Regions from separate parts of the Homo sapiens genome. Here region 2 is linked to region 1. A link is a loop called in an ENCODE intact Hi-C map of the cell type or tissue named here. Cell type or tissue: IMR-90. All regions are shown on one strand. Each heading gives the region's core, and the rest is flanking DNA. Links, peaks and the distances in the headings are about the cores only.

Region 1 (10,884 bases), core at 3,930-8,929:
CATTAATTTTTTGAAGGGTTTTTTGTGTCTCTATTTCCTTCAGTTCTGCTCTGATCTTAGTTATTTCTTGCCTTCTGCTAGCTTTTGAATGTGTTTGCTCTTGCTTTTCTAGTTCTTTTAATTGTGATGTTAGGGTGTCAACTTTAGATCTTTCCTGCTTTCTCTTGTGGGCATTTAGTGCTGTAAATTTCCCTCTACACACTGCTTTGAATGTGTCCCAGAGATTCTGGTATGTTGTGTCTTTGTTCTCGTTGATTTGAAAGAACATCTTTATTTCTGCCTTCATTTTGTTATGTACCCAGTAGTCATTCAGGAGCAGGTTGTTCAGTTTCCATGTAGTTGAGCGGTTTTGAGTGAGTTTCTTAATCCTGAGTTCGAGTTTGATTGCACTGTGGTCTGAGAGACAGTTTGTTATAATTTCTGTTCTTTTACATTTGCTGAGGAGTGCTTTACTTCCAACTATGTGGTCAGTTTTGGAGTAGGTGTGGTGTGGTGCTGAAAAGAATGTGTATTCTGTTGATTTGGGGTGGAGAGTTCTGTAGATGCCTATTAGGTCCGCTTGGATACATAAACATAATTTCAATACAAAATGAAGGAAGACAGTGTTTGGTGTGAAACGTATGAGCTTTGATTCGATGGAGACTGACAGACTCATATTTGAATCCCAGCACAATCTCTACTAGCGGTGTCATTTTGGGTAAGTTATTTAACTTCTCTGAACCTGTTTCCCAGATAACAAGGCTAATAATGTGTTTTTGCATACTTTTGTGAGGACTAGAGCTAATATATATATAGTGTTTGCACGAACACTCAAATAATGACAATACTAGTAGCAATAATACAAGGGGACTTCAAAAATTTCATGGAAAATGTGTATTATGAAAAAACCACACATGGATTTCATTTGTTTTGCATCAAAATAAATTTGTGCTAACTTGTTATAATGTGTCTGAATGGGATCTAGTGTGAGGCACTAAGAAGAATAAGACATCGGTTTGAAAAGAGCCCCTATCAGAGCAACGGGATGGGTATTCTGCTAAAAGTGAAGCAAGAACAAACATGAAATTTATGGTGAAGTTTGGGTGGACGAATGGTGAAATCATTGATGTTTCATGAAAAGTTTATGGGGACAATGTTCCAAAGAAATCAATAGTTTCCAAATGGACAACTCATTTTAAGAAGGGATAAGAAGATGTTGAAGATGAAGTCCACAGTGGCAAACCATCCACATCAACTTGAAAAGGAAAAATTCAGCTTGTTCATGTCCTAATTGAAGAGAACTGACAATTAACAGCAGAAACAATCCCCACACCATAGACATCTCAGTTGGTTCAGCTAACACAATTCTGACTGTAAAATTAAAGTTGAGCAAACTTTCCACTCCATAGGTCCCAAAACCATTGCATGCAAATCAGCTGCAGACATGAGTAGAACTTTCAACAGAAATTTTAAACGAGTGGGATCAAGATCCTGATGCATGTCTTCAAAGAATTGTAACCAGAAATGGAACATGCATGATCCTGAAGACAAAGCACAATCAAAGCAATAGTTACCAAGAAGTGGTCAAGTCAAGAGCAAAGGTTATGGCAACAGGTTTTGGAGGATGCTCAAGGCATTTGCTTGTTGACTTTCTGGAGGGCCAAAGGATGATAACATCTTCATATTATGAAAGTGTTTTGAGAAAGTTAGCCAAAGCTTTAGCAGAAAAATACCAGGGAAAGCTTCACCAAAGTCCTTCTCTATCACAACAATGCTCCTCCCCATTCCTCTTATAAAACAAGGGCAATTTTGTGAGAGTTTTGATGAGAAATCATTAGGCATCCTTCTTAAAGTCCTTATTTGGCTCCTTCTGACTTTTCTTTGGGTCCTAATATTAAAAAATCTTTAGAGGGCACCAATTTTCTTCAGTTAATAATGTGAAAAATATTGCATAACATAGTTAAATTCCCAGGACCGTCAATTATTTAGGGATGGATGAAGTGACTGGTATTATAGCTTACAAAAATGTCTTCACCTTGATGGAACTCATGTTGAGAAATAAAGTTTATATTTTTTTTACTTTTATCTTTAATTCCATTTTTCACGTTTTGAAATCCCCTTGTAATGTTAATAACATGTTTGATAGAGGAGGCAAGGTGCAATGTGAACCTTGTGCATGGACACCTAAAACAGTTTAGAGGGTTTACAGAAAGCTTCCTGGAGTAGGTAACCCTTTGAGTTGGCCTCTGGTGTCAGATGGAGCTATTTTGAATTGCAGTTCTTTCATTTACCACCTGTGTGTCCCTGGGCAGATTACTTTACCTTTTGGAGTCTCATTTTCCTCATATGCAAAATAGGGCTAATAATACTAATAGTGATGAACTCATAGAGTCATTATAAGGATGAAATGAGACGATGCATACACAACACTATGCGTTTGTTTGGCACACATTGAGCATCTAATAAAAGTCAGTTGTCATTGTCGTGGTTGTTGTTATTATAGTTTAGGACACAGGTTTTGAAAGCAGAGAGACCTGGCTTGAACTCTGACCCCGAGCAAGTTACTTAATGTCTCCAACTCCCGTTTCCTTATCTGTAAAATGAAGGTAGTAATTCTATCCAAGTATGAAGGTTATCAGGATTAAATGATATAATTTACTTAACCCAGTGTCTGGCAGATGATAAGTTCTCCATAAATAGTCGCTGTTGTTATTAGGCACAGTGAGGGCAACAGTGAGTGCCCAGTAAATGTTGTTGAATGACCAACTAACTAGTGGGTACCAAGTATTCATATTCAGTAGTTGAGAGAGGAAACTCCATCAACTTCAGCTTTACTATTACAAATTGGACATGAAGCCATCTCTACCTGAAAAGCCTTGATACCTTACAGTTACTAAAACATTTTCGGAATTTCCTGTTATTTAGTAACTGCTAGTCCTCAGCTGATATGTAAATAAGACTTCCGAGTATGTGTAAAGTTACTAAACAGTATGGGGAAACGGTCCTCCTGGTTAGTTTTTTCCATCAATAAATAACCCATCATTTGATGAAGCAACAAGCTCATTTCCCTAAAAAAAAAAAAATAGCAGAAACAACATGACTCAGAGCTTTAAAAAGCCCTGTTTGGTTTTTGTTAAATATATATTTAGATAATGATAAACCAAGACCTTAGGCCAGATTCACAATCTCCTCCTCTGCTTCTGTGGCTATGGTTATGCAAGGAAATGGAAAAAAATGTTCAAAGAGACCAGGGGCCCTAGTCCAACATTTGGACTGATTGAATTTCCTAACCCCACTTCCTTCTGTGGTTCTTTCCCAGCCAGGCTAATAACCTCTATACAAGATTGACCCTCAGAAAAGTTATATGCAGGCCAACTTTGTCTTTGCTTCCTCCTTGTCTACCTTTCCACTCCTCTATGCTCTGTGTCTCCAGTATCTTCATGCTCTTCTCCAGCCCCCCAAATCCCTTTCTGATATGTCTTTTATGAAGTAGCTTTCCAGGGCATAGATAGCCCTTGCCCTCCCTCCCATCGAATTGACCTGTCCTGTAGGTCACTCACCCAGGGTTCTGGCTATTGGTTCCTAAGGTGACAGGTGATCGAATTGTAATAGTATAGCTGCTTCCACTGCCCCAACTCTGGCATATTAACATGCTCAGTTCCTTGCTCCAAAGAAGAGGTTCAGGAGCTCCTCTATGAAACACTGCCAGGAGTCCCAGGTTTCCTAGTGTCAGGGTGGGGTTGCTGCATGAAATTCATGTTAGCCACCAACTGTGCATTCTGCCCACAGTGGTGAGTTGGCTTGTGGCATGCTTTGTCAGAGCTCCTGCTTGGTAAAGTCAACTGGGGTAAGCATAGGGTGCCAGTGAGATGAAGTTACATGGAGATAAGGGTAATATCAACCCCTGCCCCCCCACCCCCGCCCAGGGATATTGTGATGATTAAATTAAGTAATATATGTAAAACTTTCAGAAGAATACCTGGCACTATGTAAGTGTCCAATAAATGTTAGTTGTTGTTGTTACTCTCACCCACTGAAGACTGGGTGGCTAGCCAGCAAGGATTCTGATCCAACACGGCTCATGACTACAAATGCTGCTTCTCTCAGCGTGCCTCTTTTGGAGCCCACTCCCACTCACCAAGCCCCTCCTGAGCAGGGATGACTCCCACTCAAGGACCACATTTGGGGCTCTGGCTCCCAGCTTTTCCCCACCTCCTAGTCTGTCCTGCCTGTCTGCCTGCTGCTAACCTCATTTACCATCGGCACTAAAAGCCCTAGTGTCTTCTTTTCCCTCATAACAATCCAGAAATCATACACCAGCAGCAAATAGGTGCTGAGGAAATTTTGTTTGACTGACATGGTTTTTTTTAAAATTTCAGTTGGTTGACAACATTTAAAGATCAGGAGGTTTCCTATTAAAAAAAAAGCTGGGATTTTGACTTCTTTCTTTTTCCTTTTTTTTTTTTTTTTTTTTTTTTTGAGACAGTCGGCTGGAGTGTGCTGGCGAAATCTTGGCTCACTGCAACCTCCGTCTCCTGGCTTCAAGCGATTCTCCTGCCTCAGCCTCCTGAGTGGCTGGGACTACAGGCACGTGCCACTTTCATGCGCGTCGGTGTGAAGAGACCACCAAACAGGCTTTGTGTGAGCAACATGGCTGTTTATTTCACCTGGGTGCAGGCGGGCTGAGTCCGAAAAGAGAGTCAGCAAAGGGTGGTGGATTATCATTAGTTCTTATAGGTTTTGGGATAGGCGGTGAAGGTAAGAGCAATGTTTTGCGGGCAGGGGTGGATCTCACAAAGTACATTCTCAAGGGTGGGGAGAATTACAAAGAACCTTCTTAAGGGTGGGGGAGATTACAAAGTACCTTCTTAAGGGTGGGGGAGATTACAAAGTACATTGATCAGTTAGGGTGGGGAAGAAACAAATCACAATGGTGGAATGTCATCAGTTAAGGCTCTTTTTACTTCTTTTGTGGATCTTCAGTTACTTCAGGCCATCTGGATGTATACATGCAAGTCACAGGGGATGCGATGGCTTGGCTTGGGCTCAGAGGCCTGACAGCCACCACACCTGGCTAATTTTTTGTATTTTTAGTAGAGACGGGGTTTCACCGTGTTAGCCAGGATGGTCCTGATCTCCTGATCTCGTGATACACCCACTTTGGCCTCCCAAAGTGCTGGGATTACAGGCGTGAGCCACCATGCCTGGCCTCTTTTCTTTTCTTTTTTAGATTTTAAGGTCTAACAACAGGGGCTCAAATCTCAGTTGGCAAATATCCATTGCCTCTGAGTGGTGCTTGCCCCCTTTAAACCAGCCTTGTACTCTCTGGTTTGCCACTGTCCCCATTGGCCCACTTCTCTCTTTCACTAGTACTAGCAATAGCCCTTAGGGCTCACCAGGAAGAGCCTTAATGGCTTATTAAAGCTGGAGCCCTTTGTCTCTCCCCTTCCCTTTCCTGCTCCTTCCCCTCTCCTCAAAAAACAAAACAAAACAAAACAAAAAACAAAAAAAACAAAAAACAAAAAAACTGGAGCCTAAATCAGTAGGAACAGAAAACAAGTTTCTCTTACCTGGAGGTCAGGGAAGCTGCCTGGCATTGGCAAAACTCAATTGCCTATCTCTGCTTCCTGGAGGGAAGAAGAGATATTCCTTTTATCCGCAGAAGGTTGCCCTTTACTGGAGATGAGCCAAATGACCTTCCTAAATGCAGAAAAGAAAAAATACAAAACAAGCTGAAGCTCACGCCTGTAATCCTAGCACTTTGGGAGGCCAAGGTGGGTGGATCATGAGGTCAGGAGATACAGACCATCCTGGCCAACATGGTGAAAACCCGTCTCTAGTAAAAATACAAAAATTAGCTGGGCGTGGTGGCGCATGCCTGTAATCCCAGCTACTTGGGACACTGAGGCAGGAGAATTGCTTGAACCAGGGAGTTGGAGTTTGCAGTGAGCTGAGATAGTGCCACTACACTCCAGCCAGGTGACGGAGCGAGACTTTATCAAAAGAAACAAACAAACAACAACAACAACAACAACAACAACAACAAGCTGAAGATGAGCATGGTGGCACGTGCCTGTAGTCTCAGTTACTCAGAAGGCTGAGGCAGGAGGATTACTTGAGACCAGGAGTTCAAGGCTGTAGTGCTCCATGATCGTGCCTGGGAATAGCCACTAAACTCTGGCCTGGGCAACATAGCAAGACCCTGTCTCTAAAAAAAGTAGTAATTATAATAAAACAAGCTGAATGTGTGAGTGTATAATACTGTATGTTTGCATCCTGCTACAAACTCATCTCTCCTCAGACATGTGTCTATTTCAACTAAAAAGTCCACATGTGTCTATTTCAACTAAGCTCTTTCTTCTCCAACAACTAAGCTTTATCTATGGTGTTTAGAGGGCCATGTGTTATTCAAATACTTTGGGCTGCTTTGTGTATACACTGATGTGCATTCTCCTGGAAAACCTTCTGGAAGCTCTCTAAGAGCCTGCAGGGTAGGATAGAGAGGATACTGAATGTTGACTCATCCAAACTTCTCCAGAGGGCAAGTCAGCCTCTAGGGGAATGCAGGGCAGCTGCAACCTCTGCCCAGTAGTCAGGCATTACAGGAATGCTTGTAGGAGTGCATCTGCCCTGAATGTTTACAGCTTGCTCTAAGTCTAAAGAAGGAAAATAGCAGATCAAGTCTCCTGAGCATGAGGGTAATAATAATAAACATGCAGCTTACTATGGTCTAGGCACGGTTTCATTGCCTCACAACAATCTTAGGAGAGAGGTTCCATTACTACCTCCACTTTTATCAATGGGGAAACTGAAGCCCAAGAGGGCAAGTAACTAGCTTAAGACTGTGAAGCTGATTAGTACCAGAGAAAGGATTCTAACCCAGGCAGAGTGACTACAGAGTTTGTGTTCCTAACCTCTACACAATGGGTCACACTATGGTCACAGGACCAGCAGCAGCAGCAGCACCACCTGTGAATCATTAGAAATGCACATTCCTGGGCCCCACCACATACCACATGAATGAAAGCTCTGGGGGTGGAGTGAAGCAACCTGTGTTTTTAGCCACCCCTCCAAGTGAAGCTGATGTTAGCTTAAGTTTGAGAACTGATGTCCTAGGGGATAAGGACCCCCAATAACTGTAATAGAGCACTGCAGATTGTCTGCTAGAAAGAATTGGGATGGCAGAACATACATTCAATTCGATGAGAAGTGAGAGGGGTATGGCAGTGGGGAGAAAGGTGGGATTGACCCATTAATCCAGAAATAGCTTTCCTGCCAACTTGTCCCAGTGTCTGGGAATCCCACAATTAGGCATTCATTCCTTTAAACTGTGAAGACTTCATGATTTTTTTTTTTTAACAGAGTCTCACTCTGTCACCAGGCTGGAGTGCAGTGGCACGATCTTGGCTCACTGCAACCTCCGTCTCCCAGATTCAAGCAATTCTCCTGCCTCAGGCTCCGAGTAGCTGGGATTACAGGCATGCACCACCACGCCCAACGAATTTTTTTTTGTGTTTTTAGTAGAGACGGGTTTTCACCATGTTGGCCAGGATGGTCTTGATCTCCTGACCTCGCGATCCACCCGCCTCGGTCTCCCAAAGTGCTGGGATTACAGGCATGAGCCACCGCACCTGGCTGACTTCATGATTCAGAAAGCATCTTTATTAATAAGTAAATGCCTCTGGCAGAAGGAATGCCATAAGTCACTTATCAGCCATGGAATCTTATGGAGAGTGACCAACCATTTCTGTCTGTTGGGGCTGAAAGATTTCTGGGGATGCAAGAATTTCTGCAATTAAAGCAGGACAGTCCCGTCATCATTCAAATCTACCCAGGATTAAGGTGGTTCCTTGGAGACAGGACTTTTGGTGTTAAAACCAGGGAAGTCCTACACAAACTGGGATGAGCTGGTCATCTTATACCATGGAGGACAGAGCTGCATGTTAGAAGCATGGAATGGACTACAGTAGGCATTGTCGTGTAGGTGGCTTTAGAAGCCATGCAGCTAAAGGTGCCCCAACTTTAAACCTGAGGTTGAGAGGCCAGGTGCGGTGGCTCATGCCTGTAATCCCAGCACTTTGGGAGGCTGAGGTGGGCAGATCACTTGAGGTCCGGAGTTTGACACCAGCCTGGCCAACATGGTGAAACCCCGTCTCTACTAAAAATACAAACATTAGCCAGGCGTGGTGGCATGCGCCTGTAATCCCAGCTACTTGGGAGGCTGAGGCAAGAGGATCACTTGAACCCAGGAGGCAGAGGTTACAGTGAGCTGAGATCGTGCCACTGCGCTCCAGCCTGGGCGACAGACTGAGAGACCATCTCAATTAAAATAAATAAATAAATAAACATGGGGTTGACAGGAAATTTTTTTAGAGCCAGGTTATGCCAACTTCAGCAAATGAATGAAGGTAACCTTTTGCATACAACGAAGACCCAGGGGTTATTAGGACATGTAATACCACAGTACAAGACTCTTCCATGAAATTTAGTGCAGAATGATAAAAGATTAAGAATTACTATCCAAAAAAAGTTATACAAATGTCAGTGCATGCATAAGACGGAATATGATGTCTCCATTTAAATTATGATAACAAAGACTCCTAAAGGCATGGAAAATGCTTGTGGATAAAATGCTTAAGGAGAAAAACAACAGGCAATAAAATGGTAGCTACAATTTTCAGGTAGTAAGATCTCAACCATGTCAAGAAAACTTGGAACAATAAAGGCCAGGAAAGACACCTTACTATGTTAATATGGGTTACTACTGGGCAATGGGATTATACATGGCTGATGGGTTTTTCTGCTTCTTGACCCTTTTTTCGTGGAACTTTGTCTAAATTTCTACATGACCACATATCACTTTCTTATCAGCAAAGAATCTAAAATAAATTATGAGGGAACCAAGAAGAAGAAGACTTCTCCATGGTGGACTTATTGGAGGACAGTCACCCAACGTTGGAGGCGTAGAGGGGATGGGGCCTTTCTGGGTGAAGACTACCCCCGGCCCAGCAGCAGCTGCTGCATATGAGGTCCAGACACCTTTGGCTGGGTCCAAACAGCATACAGACAACTATGCTGGAAAGGAGGGGAGGGACTTCCAGTTTTCACAAACAACCTGTGGGAACAAATGAGGGGAGATGGCTTTTATTGTGCTAGAAACAACCATTGCCTGATTCTGCAGGGACGGCGCTGCTCTGGCTATTGTTGCTGCCATCTGTGAGGTTTGTTGAAAGCTTATCTGGGAAGCTTGGCTGGACAAGGTAGTTGGGCATAGTTTGAGACTAAGAAGTACATTTTTTTCTTCAGTATGTTATATTTAATTTTCACAATAACTCTCTGAGTTTGAATGGATTTTCTTATCCATACTAATAAAGGGGTTTTTTTGACTAAGAATTATATTTGTCTTTTGGCCTTTTGTATATCCTGGCTTGGAGGTCAGTTCAGTTAAAGTGAAGCCATGATGGCAACATTGAAGGGGTAGATAGATAGTCATGGAAGGCTCCGAGGGGCTCAAGTGCCCCATTTACATGTCCCAGATGTTCTAGCAGGGGCTTTGGGAGATTTTGGAGAAGTACCTACTTAAAGGTGCAGGCAGGACTTTTCTGATGCCCATTCATCTTCCTGTCCTGAGGGGTTCTGCCACCTTTGATCTCCCTCAAAGGGGACAGTAATAATCTTAGTTGGCCACATGCCTTGCTGTTAAAACCAGGGCCTTAACCAGAACAGGGACTGGGCATATGTGGGAATTGGAGAGTGGCCATATAGCCTCACTAAACCCCACTCTAAACTCAGTGAGGGGCACTCTGATATGCATCAAGCTTAGAATATGGGGAATGAAAGACTTCCAGTGGAGTGGGGCTTTGTAGGGACAGGAATAATGAATGGAGTCCATGCTTTCTTTTTTCCTGGTGAGTTCTCTCCTCCTCTATCTCCCACATTCATTGTAAACCTGATGCAAGAGAGCTAAGCAGAGCAAGGAGAGGGTCCAGGGAAAGGAGACAAAAACACACTCTTTCTTCCTGTTTCAAATCTAACCCTTTTCTTGTTTAGAAAAAAAAAAGTGCAGCTCACTGCCAGCACTCATTTAATTTTACATAAACACGCTCTTTGAGGCTGAAGCAAATCAGACTGATTTTCAATGAGAAAATAAAATATAAAAATTGTTATTGGAGTTATTTCTAAACAGAACTAATACCAGAATCATCTGAATCATCAGAATCGTCTATTTCAGAAAATTCGGTTCATGAAGTGAATCTTCGGCCAACAACTGTTCGAGAATGATGTTAACATCACACGTAGGAATGCTATGTTTTCTGGGATTTGACATTTTCGGTGATTTAGAATTATTATACTTTGTAAATGGAAATACCACTACTAAAAACAGAATGCTATTAATAGAATGATGCCTTTTGTTTCCAAAGTTGATATACTAGAGCAATGTGAAAATAATAATAAAAGTGATAGATTTCCTGGCAAAGTTTTCTTAGGGAAAACGCTGCAGCCACAAGCACCGAGGCAAATAGGAAAAGGGCTAAATCCTTCTGTCTGCCTTTCTCCCCCAAGAATATTTTAAATTTCCAAACCTGTCTACAATTTCTCCCCAAGAGAAACCATTTGCTTCCACCAACCTGCTTACCTTAGTGTCCCCCAAATATGTCATGAAGATCCCCAATTTCAGGGCTGTTCGCACATTCTCCCCTATGCCTAGCCTTTCTCTTTTGATCTATTCTCCCATTCCTGAATGCAAAGTCCCACCAGGCCTTCCCTTTAGCCCAGTGATGTATTTTCATTGCTTTATCTGGGTCTTTCTTTTTCACCTGAACCAAAGCTGTTTATTTCTTCAGGGGTTCAGTGAAATTTTGTGACAGGAAGTATTCCTGCAGGATATATATTGTTCTAAAACTG
Region 2 (10,884 bases), core at 1,878-6,877, 53 kb after region 1:
CAAATCCACTCATGATTGCCAAAATGATATTGATAGAGTAATACATTTGAATGTAGTTTTGTTGTTGTTGTTTTGTTTTTGTTTGTTTGTTTGTTTTTGAGACAGAGTTTCACTGTTGTCGCCCAGGTTGGAGTGGAAGGGTGTGATCTCAGCTCACTGCAACCTCCACCTCCCGGGTTCAAGTGATTCTTCTGCCTCAGCACCCCCAGTAGCTGGGATTACAGGTGTGCGCCACCACACCTGGATAATTTTTGTATTATTAATAGAGATGGGGTTTCACCATGTTGGCCAGGCTGGTATCGAACTCCTGACCTCAAGTGATCCACCCGCCTCGGCCTCCCAAAGTGCTGGGATTACAGGCATGAGCCACTGTGCCTGGCCTGAATGTGGTTCTAACGTGGGCACCTTGTTAAATTGGGACTGCATTGTGGAAACAGGCCAGGTAATTTTTTAAAAAACAAATCAAGCCACTGGACAGAGTTTTGGGACATAAAACTTTTTTTTTTTTTTTTTAATGGAGTCTTGCTCTGTCACCCGGCTGGTGTGCAGTGGTGCGATCTCGGCTCACTGCAACCTCTGCCTCCCGGGTTCAAGTGATTCTCCTGCCTCAGACTCCCGAGTAGCTGGGACTACAGGCGCCTGCCACCACACCTGGCTAATTTTTTGTATTTTTAATAGAGACATGGTTTCACCTTGTTAGCAAGGATGGTCTCGATCTCCTGACCTCGTGATCTGCCTGCCTCAGCCTCCCAAAGTGTTGGGATTACAGGCATGAGCCACTGCGCCCAGCCAGGACATAGAACTTCTAAAGGCAGAACTTCGTAATTAAAGATTTGAGTGTTTATTTGTTTAATGTCTGCTTTTCTCATTCACCACAGTATCCACAGAGCCTGATGTAGAGTAGTGTTCAGTAAATATTTGCTGAATAAATAAAGCATTGATTGCTGCCATGGTCCTTTATAGTCTGACCTGTGCCTATCTTTCCAGCTCCATCTCACCATGCTCTGTCTGGATCTCTGGACTCCAATCATAGTGATCTTATTTTCATCCCTTGCATGCACCATCCTTTCTATTCTAAAAGAACGTATGCTGTTCCCTTTGCTCCGAATAGTTATTCTATTGCCTAATAAAGCAACTCACTTGTCAGATCTCAGGTCAAGTTTTAGGTTCACGTTTCTCAGGGAAGACAACCATGAGCTCCATAACTAGAGCCATCCTCCTCTTATAAGCTTTCGTAGGATCTAGCATAGGTACAGGTTTAAGTTTGTTCGTGTGATTATTTGGCTGATGTTTATCCGTATCCCTATCTGATTAGATTGTAAGTTACGTGAAGGCAGGGACTAGATCTGTTTTCACTCTGCATCATAGATCACAGCACAATGCCTGGGGCATAAGTGCTTCACAATTATGTGTTAAATGAAGGAGAGAATAAACGAAGTTCACCGTTCCCTTGTCATCTAAGGCATCTACTACTATTTGGGATAGGAGAGGAAAGGTATTAAATGACCCATTGTTTATTCTTACATTTATTGAATTGTCCTCATTCCTTATATTCTCCTCCCTAATGTATTTGCTTTCTGTGGTTACTCAGCGTAAGTGGCCTTTAGAACCCTGATAGACTAGGATCATTATTTGGAGCAGAGGTGGGCAAATAATGACCCACGGGCCAGCCCACTGCCTGTTTTTGTAAATAAAGTTTTATTAGCTATGCCCATTCATTTACACATTGCTGATGAGTGTTTTCGCCCCATGGCAGCAGAGTTGAGTAGTCACAACAGACATTGTCTGGTCTGTAAAGTCTAAAATATCTCCCATAGGGTCTTTTATAGAAAAAGTTTGCCAACTCCTGATTTACGAAAATGTATGGGTTTTTTGAAAGCCTTGTATCTGTGTTTCCAGTATGTTTCTGGACTTCCTAGTTATAAACTTAAAATGATCACTGTGTATGAGGGCTTGACACAAATGATATTGAGTAACTGTTAGTCTTTCCACCTTTTTCACATAAGAAGATGTTCTTTGATTTGCAGCCAGAGTTGCCTTTTTTAGACTCTGCAAACTTTGAGTCCCTTGTGCAATAATAGCTAATACTTATTGAGCATTTTCAATTTACCAGGTTCAGTTCTAAGCACCTTACATGAATTACCTCGTTTATTCCTCAAAACTCCTCTGTGGTATACATTTATTATTATTGCTTTACACATGAAGACAGTAAGGAACAGAGAGGTTGTACAGCATGCCAGTGTCACACAGCTTGTGGAAGTTCCTGAGCAGGAATTTGATTTGAGCGCTCTGACCTCTGACTCCAGACAAGACCTATGCTCTTAACCATTCCACTATCCTGTTTGCATGAAGCCTTTACTTCAAAAGTGCCATCTTATTTCTGATTTCTAAATACAAAGACAGTTTATGTGCCATTGTTTCCAAGTGAGACCACTTAAAGTTTTGCGGTTGGGGGTAAGATATAGAAAGGTTATTAAAATCTCAATGCTTGCCAGAGTGCCAGATACACACACAAAAAATCAATCAACAAATGTCTTTTTTGTTGTTAAAAGTGTGATGATGTCAAGGAGGAAGAGGATGAAGACAAAGACATCTCTACTAGGAGTTTTGTCTCATCCTAGGTCATTGCCAATGAATGAGGACATAGTTCCAGGTATTGGTTATAGTACTTAGGGATCTGGCTCCCTCTGAGCCTGGAAGAAGTAGTAGAAATATCTGAATATTTTAACTATTTATTCCTTGTAAACAAAAGAAGATAGAAGCAGGCAGTAATTAATTAACTATAAAAATAAATCAATAAGTTATACTCCATAGAGTTTAAAAAGAATAATACATTTCATGAAATGAAATGTGACTGCAAAATCTGACCTATTTTATTCAGTTTTCTGATGTGATTTAACAGACTTCATCAGAACAGTTCTATCACAACTACACCCACAACAATTGCTTAGCTCTATTTTTTTCTTTCTATTTTTTTTCATTTTTCTTATGAGCTCTGGCTAGTTCAGTAGTATACTTATGTTCCTTTGTTCTTTTATTCAACAGCTATTTATCATATGCCTACTATGTGCCAGCCTATATTATAAGTGCTAAGTATACAGCAGAGGAACAAACCAAACAAAAATATCCTGTTCTTATAAAACTTACACTCTTATTGGGAGGAAAACTGAAAAACAAATATTGGGTGTCAAGTGGTGATTAGTGCTATGCAAAATAATAAAGCAAACCTAAGAGGAGGGAAACAGACACATGGGTGGCAAGTGATAGGGGTATGTGCTACTTTAGATAGGAGTATTTAGGGTAGTTAAATAGGGTAGTTAGAGAAGGCCTCTGCATCATATCTTAGGCCGTTGAGACTCAAATGAAATGAAGGATGTCAGGAGGGATTGATCGCATTCTGAGTGAATAGCAGCAATACAAAGGCCTTTGTATAAGACAGTGCTTGGGTTATTCAAGGAACAGCGAGAAGTCCAAAAAGGCTAAAGCAGAGTGAGGGAAAGTCAAGGATGAGGTCAAAAACATAGTTGGGAACTAGATAACGTAGGGCCCAGTGGGCTAAGTCAAGACCTTTGAATTCACATTATGATAAAAAGTAATCTAGGTTTTTACATTTTTTGTTGCAGAGTTTCCATTTGTAAACTGGAACATTGATTAATACAACTGCTTATTTAGACATTTTGATACTAACTTTGTAGTGGTAGAAGCAGCTAGCTAGAAAAATAGAACAGGAATTAATACATCAATTGTGTAACAAAGTTATATCAAGACAGACCAGCTCTTGGTGGACGGCTTCCTTTTTGGTATGATAATGTCTGACATTTAAAAAATGCTTTCAGATCTGTGATCTCATCACACTCTCATAACAACCCCAAGAGATAGGGGGGACAGTTGGTATTACTGATATTGAAACGGAGGGAGTTTGCATGGCTTACCCGAAGGTCACTCAGCATATGAATCATTATCAGAGGCACAGACTCCTGACTCTGAATGCATTACCCCCTCATCGCCTGCTAAAAGGACTATTGGGTAATTTTTTGACTCAGAGGTCAGAAGGTTGAATCAACCAAATTATTAGCTCATTCCTCCCTTCCACTTCCCAAGGGCATAAAAGTATGCACTACAGAATGAAGCGAACAAAGGTGGAGGGGAAGCCCTTGCTTTTTTCTTTTCCTTTCTCGCTCTTTCTTCCAGAACAGCCTTTATACTTAGAAAGCATAGCTGTATTCTTAGAGAATAGCTAAGCATGTAGGACCACAACCATCTTGAAGACCATAATAGTCGAGGGGCCATCCCTCTTCCCACCACTCTAGAAGGGTACAGCAGTCACGGTGAGTCCTACTTGTTTTGCTCAATATTCTAACAAGTTAAACCTTTGTTGCCGTATGCTCAATTTACAGTGTATTTATGATCATCTTCCTAATGATATTTGGTAAAAAGCTAAAGTACTCCTCAAAAATGACACAGTTCCCTTCCACAACTGGAATGCTGATTTAAACAGAGGAGAGTTGTTTTTGGGGATGGTGCCAAATAATTGAGTGGCCAAGCCAAAAAACAAAAGAAAAATTCAGGGTTTCTGAATTCCAGAAGTAGAGAAATAACCCATGTATTGTTGCAACTTCTTTCCCATGACAAATGGTGGCTTTTCCTAAGGCCCAGTCCTCAGTTCTCTCCCATCTCACTCTATACTGTCTCCCTGGCAAGCTCACCCATAACCACAGCATAACTACCACTGACATACAGATGAGCCCAATCTATATTTCCATCTCGGACTGCTCCTCTGACCTTTAGGACTGTATATCCAACCGCCTACTTGATCTCTCCTGTAGGATGTCTTAAAGCCCCCTCAAACTGATCTCACTCCCCAAACCTGGTACTCTTCCAGCCTTCCTTATCTTAGTGGCTTACCCTACCATTCTATCTCGTTGCGCTTAGGAGTCTTTTGATACCTCCTGTCCCTCCCCTCAACTTGACACTTGTGTTTTGCCAAATTCTGCTTATTCTACTTTCTAACAAAATTCAGAATCTATCCACTTCTTTCTGTCTCCATTATCACTATTGTACCATCACCTCTCACCTGGAGTACTGCAGCATTTCCTAATATCTACACATATCTACTCTGGCTCCCCTCCAATCTATTCTGATTATAGTTAGAATGGTCTTTTTGTAAGGAATGTTTTATCATCCTCATACTTAAAACCTTTATGGCTTCCCACCACCCTTACAGTAAAACACAAAACTCCTTAATGTGGCCTACAAGGCCCTGTGTGATCTGGCACATGTTTAGTTTCCAACGTCACCCGAAACCCCATTACTGTCCACACCACAGCTACATTTATCTCTAAGTTATTCATGTCACCATGCTTCCTCCTGATATGGGGACTTTGCATATTTTGAGTTTTCTTTATTTTCAGATGGAACCCTTTCTCCTTTTTTTCTCACCTAACATTTATTCATGCTTCAGATCACATTTTGAGCAATCTCTTCAGGGTAGCCTTCTTTGGTCCCCCTCACTAGGTCAATCCAGCTGTTATAAAGTATCATAGCACTGTGTGCTATGCCCTTGGAGCACTTGTCACAGTTGCTTTTTACATTTTTGAGTGTGATTACTTGATTATGTTTTTTCATGAAAAAAATATTTATTGATCAACACCAGGGAGTGGCAGCCTGCATGGAAAGTGCCCTAGCCCTCTTCCTTGTCAGGGGCCACAACACTGATTCCTTAGCAACCACCTCCCACCCCCACCCCTACCTCCTATTTTATATAGTCAGGGTCTTGCTCTGTTGCTCACACTGGAATGCAGTGGTGCAAGCATGGCTCACTGAGACATGGCTCACTGCAGCCTCTTACTCCTGGGCTCAAGTGATCCTCCTACCTCAGCCTCCTGAGTAGCTGGAACCATAGGTGCACACCACCACACCCCGCCCTTTTTTTTTTTTTTTGTAGAGGTCTCCTTATGTTGCTCAGGCAGGTCTCAAACTCCGGGCCTCAAATGATCCTCCCGCCTTAGCCTCCCAAATCACTGGAATTACAGGCATGAACCACAATGCTCAGCTTGAAGCCGTTCTTTCTACGTAGCTTTGGGCTTACTCTCTGGAAACATCTAAAGAACAGAGCAATGGGGTTCCTCTGTTATGAGGACTCCTTGCTGCCCCTCCAGCCTGCCTACCACTGAGGGCTTCTTGACTTCGGACAGTCCACCTTCCTTCAGAAGGGCTGACCTTCCAAGGGTATGCCAAGGAGCAGCTGACCTCAGAGACTAGCATCCCAGTTCCTGATTATTTGATTATCATCTGTCACTAAATTGCGAGTTCCTTGAGAGCAAGAACTCACCATGGTATTCCTAGTGCTTACCACAGTGCTCAGCACATAGTACACTCTTTTTTTTTGAGATGGAGTCTCACTCTGTCGCCCAGTCTTGAGTGCAGTGGCACAATCTTGGCTCACTGCAACCTCCACCTCCTGGGTTTAAGCAATTCTCCTGCCTCAGCCTCCCGAGTAGCTGGGATTACAGGCACCTGCCACCTTACCTGGCTAATGTTTGTATTTTTAGTAGAGACGGGGTTTTGCCATGTTGGCCAGGCTGGTCTCAAACTCCTGAGCTCAGGTTACCTACCCACCTTGGCCTCCCAAACTGCTGGAATTACAGGTGTGAGCCACCTCGCCCAGCCTGCACATAGTACACTCTTTAACAGATATGCGTTGCATGAATGACTGAATATGTTTAAGGACATTAGGTCAGTAATTTTTTTCTCTGGGAGCAAAGTAGTAAACATTTTCAGTTTTCTCAACTTCTTTTTCTTTCCTTCCTTCTTTCCTTTCTTCCTTCCTTCCCTCCTTCCTTCCTTCCTTCCTTTTTTTTTTTTTGACAGAGTCTCACTCTGTCATGCAGGCTGGAGAGCAGTGGTGTGATCTCGGCTCACTGCAACTCCACCTCCTGGGTTCAAGTGATTCTCCTGCCTCAGCCTCCCAAGTTGCTGGGATTACAGGTGCCCGCCACCACAACTAGCTAATTTTTTGTATTTTTAGTAGAGATGGGTTTTTGCCATGTTGGCCAAGCTGGTCTCGAACTCCTGACCTCAAGTGATCCTCCCACCTGGGCCTCCCAAAGTGCTGGGATTACAGGCGTGAGCCATCGCACCCAGCTATTTTCTCACCTTCTTTAAACCACTGACTGGATTCCATATCCATGCCCAAGTTCAAATAGTTGCGTACATTTTATAACAGTATGTTCTACGATGATAGAAAAATAGATGTAGTCATGGCTCCCATAAATTTAAATACCAGTTTAAAGAGAAGAATAAATAGAGTTTTGCAACTGGAATTTCTGATGTGAATCTCTGAAACGAATGTCACCTTATAGTGCCACTAGAATAATATAAATTTTAACATTTTTCCATTGTGTTTTGTTTTTCCATTTTGGTTTTTTTCTTTTTGGGAGTTTTGTTCTGTCTCCCAGGCTGGAGTGCAGTGGCTCAATCATGGCTCAATGCAGCCTGGACCTCCCAGGCTCGAGCAATCCTCCCATCTCAGCCTCCCGAGTATCTGGGACCACAGGCGCATGCCACCACACCTGGCTAATATTTTTTTGTGGAGATGGGGTCTCATTATGTTGTCTGGGCTAGGCTTAAACTCCTGGGCTCAAGCAATTCTCCTACTTCAGCCTCCCAAAGTGCAGAGATTACAGGCATGAGCCACCACATCTGGCATTATTTTTTTCTATTTTAAATAGATTTTATTGTTTAGGGCAATTTTAGGTTCTCAGAAAAATTAAGCAGGAAAGTACAGAGAGTTTCCATATACCCCCTGACCACCCCCAACCCCAGCCTCCCACTATCAACATCATGAGCCAGAGTGGTACATTCGTTACAATTGATAAAGCTATGCTGACACATCATTATCACCCAAGGTCCGTAGTTTACATTAAGGTTCACTGTTGGTTTTGTACATTCTGTGAGTTTGGACAAAGGTATAATGACATGTACCCACCATTAGCATAGCATACAGAATAGCCTCACTGCCTAAAAATTCTCTCTGCTCTGCCTATTCTTTCCTTCCTCCTCACTATCCCCTGGCAACTATTGGTCTTTTTACCATGTCCATATATATTTTTTTGTTTTCCAAAATGTCATATAGTTGAAATCACACAGAATGTAACCTTTTCAGATTGGCTTCTTTCACTTAGCAATATGCATTTAAGTTTCCTCCATGCCTTTTCATGGCTTGATAGCTCATTAGTTTTTAGAGTCAAATAACATTTCATTGTCTAGATTTGCCACAATTCATTTATCCATTCACCTACTGAAGGACATCTTGGTTGCTTTCAAGTTTTAGCAATTGTGAATAAAGCTGCTATAAACATCCATGTGCAGGTTTTATGTGGAGAGAAGTTTTCGATCATTTGGGTAAAAGTCAAAGAGCACAAGTGCTGGATTTTATGGTAAGAATATGTTTAGTTTTGTAAGAAATCACCAGATTGTCTTCCAAAATGGCTGTACAAATTTGCATTTCCATCAGCAATGATTGAGAGTTCCTGTTGCTCCACATCCTCACCAGCATTTAATGTTGTCAGTGTTCTGGATTCTGGGGATTCCAATAGGAGTGTAGTGGTATCTCATTATTGTTTTAATTTGTATTTCCCTAATGATATAAGATGTGGAACATCTTTTCACACGCTTATTTGCCATCTGTATATCTTCTTTGACTAGGTGTCTGTTCAGGTCTTTTGCCCATTTTTCAATTGAATTGTTTGTTTTCTTATTGTTCTGTTTTGACAGTTATTTGCAAATTTTGGATAACAATTTTTAAATCAGATATGTTTTTTCCAAATATTTTCTCCTAGCCTGTGTTGTGTCTTGTCATTCTCTTAACAGTATCTTTTGAGGAGCGTGTGTTTTTTATTTTAATGAAATCCCATCTATCAATTATTTCTTTTGTGGACTGTGCCTTTGGTGTTATATCTAAAAAGTCATCACCATACCCAAGGTCATCTTGATTTTCTCCTATGTTACCTTCTAGGAGTTTTACACTTTTGCATCTAACATTTAGCTCTATGATTCATTTTGTGCTAATCTTTGTGAAAAGTGTAAGTCGTGTCTAGATTCTGTTTTTTGCATGTGGATGTTCAGTTGTTCAAGTACCATTTTTTTTCTTGTTTTTGTTTTTAAAGATGGGGTCGTGCTCTATTGCCCAGACTCATCTCAAACTCCTGGGCTCAAGCAATCCTCCCTGCCATAGTGCTGGGATTACAGATGTGAGCCACCATGCCCAGCTGCAGCACCGTTTGTTGAAAATACTTTCTTTGCTCAATTGTATTGTCCTTGCTCCTTTGTGAAAGATCAGTTGACTATGTTTATGTGAATCTATTTCTATGCTCTTTAGTCTATTCTATTCAATTAATCTATTTGTCTTTCTTTTACCAATGCCATACCATCTTTTTTTTTTTTTTTGAGATGGAGTCTCTCTCTGTCGCCCAGGCTGGAGTGCAGTGGCGTGATCTCTGCTCACTGCAACCTCCGCTTCCTGGGTTCATGCCATTCTCCTGCCTCAGCCTCCCGAGTAGTTGGGACTACAGGCACCCGCCACCACGCCTGGCTAATTTTTTGTATTTTTAGTAGAGACGGGGTTTCACCATGATAACCAGGATAGTCTCGATCTCCTGACCTCATGATCCTCCCACCTCAGCCTCCCAAAGTGCTGGGATTACAGGCCTGAGCCACCATGCCCGGCCAACCATATCATCTTAATTACCATAGCTTTATAGTAAGTCTTAAAGTTGGGTAGTGTCAGTACTCCAACTTTGCTCTTCTCCAATATTATGTTGGCTATTCTGGGACTTTTGTCTCTCTTTATAAACTTTAGAATCAATTTGCTGATATCCGCAACATAACTCTCTGGGATTTTGATTGGGATTGCATCGAATCTATTTATTAAGTTGTTGGGAAGAACTGATATCTTGACAATATTGAACATGGAATATCCCTCTTATTTAGTTCTCTGAATTTCCTCCATCAGAATTTCTTTTTTTTTTTAATGGAGTCTCGCTCTGTCGCCCAGGCTGGAGTGCAGTGGCGCAATCTCAGCTCACTACAGCCTCCGCCTCCCGAGTTCAAGCAATTCCCTGCCCCAGCCTCCTGAGTAGTTGGGATTACAAGCACCTGCCGCCACACCCAGCTAATTTTTTTGTATTTTTGGTAGAGACAGGGTTTCACCATCTTGGCCGGACTGGTCTGGAACTCCTAACCTCATGATCCACCTGCCTCGGCCTCCCAAAGTGCTGGGATTACAGGTGTGAGCCACCGCTCCCAGCTTCATCAGAGTTCAATAGCTTTCCTCATATAAATCTTGTACATATTTCACAAGATTTATACCTGCATATTTCATTTTTGAAAATGCTAATGTAAATGGTATTGTGTTTTTATTTCAAGCTCCACTTGTTTATTGCTGGTGTATGGGAAAGTGATTGACTCTTGTACATTAACCTCATATCCTACAACCTTGCTATAATTGTTTATTAGTTCCAGGACTTTGTTTTGTTTTTGTAGTTTCTTAAGGATTTTCTACATAGATGATCATGTCATCTGCAAACAAAGTTTTATTTCTTCCTTTCCAACTTATGTATCTTTTATTTCTTTTTCTTGTTTTATTGCATTAGCTAGGACTTCTGATACAATGTTAGAAATAAGTGGTGAGAAAAGATGTCTTTGTTCCATATCTTTGCAAACAAGCTTCTAGTTTCTCACCATAAACTATGATGTTAGTTGTAGATTTTTTGTAAGCTGTAGGTTTTTGTAGATGTCCTTTATCAAGCTGAGGAAGTTTTCCTCTATTCCTATTCTGCTGGGAGTTTTTTTTTTAAAATCATGAATGGGTGTTGGATTTTATTA

What was found. A loop is a pair of places that touch in the nucleus more often than their neighbours do. Peaks named below come from ENCODE experiments on the same cell type or tissue, not always from the same donor. Only the 100,000 strongest peaks of a DNase experiment are listed, where the experiment ranks them.
Region 2: it touches region 1 in a loop (4-fold over the local background); 2 of 110 quality-filtered maps call a loop at or near these places.

What each region holds. Positions count from the first base shown.
Region 1 is chrX:109,823,198-109,834,081 of GRCh38, reverse strand. No RefSeq gene overlaps it. Among named protein-coding and RNA genes, the nearest start is that of ACSL4, 95 kb to the right of the region's middle. In IMR-90, for the core only: a CTCF peak has its summit at 6,550; DNase peaks (open chromatin) are centred at 6,511 and 6,851; H3K27ac peaks cover 1,044 bases; H3K27me3 peaks cover 30 bases.
Region 2 is chrX:109,767,995-109,778,878 of GRCh38, reverse strand. No RefSeq gene overlaps it. Among named protein-coding and RNA genes, the nearest start is that of ACSL4, 40 kb to the right of the region's middle. In IMR-90, for the core only: no CTCF peak of the experiment used is centred there; a DNase peak (open chromatin) is centred at 4,018; H3K27ac peaks cover 186 bases.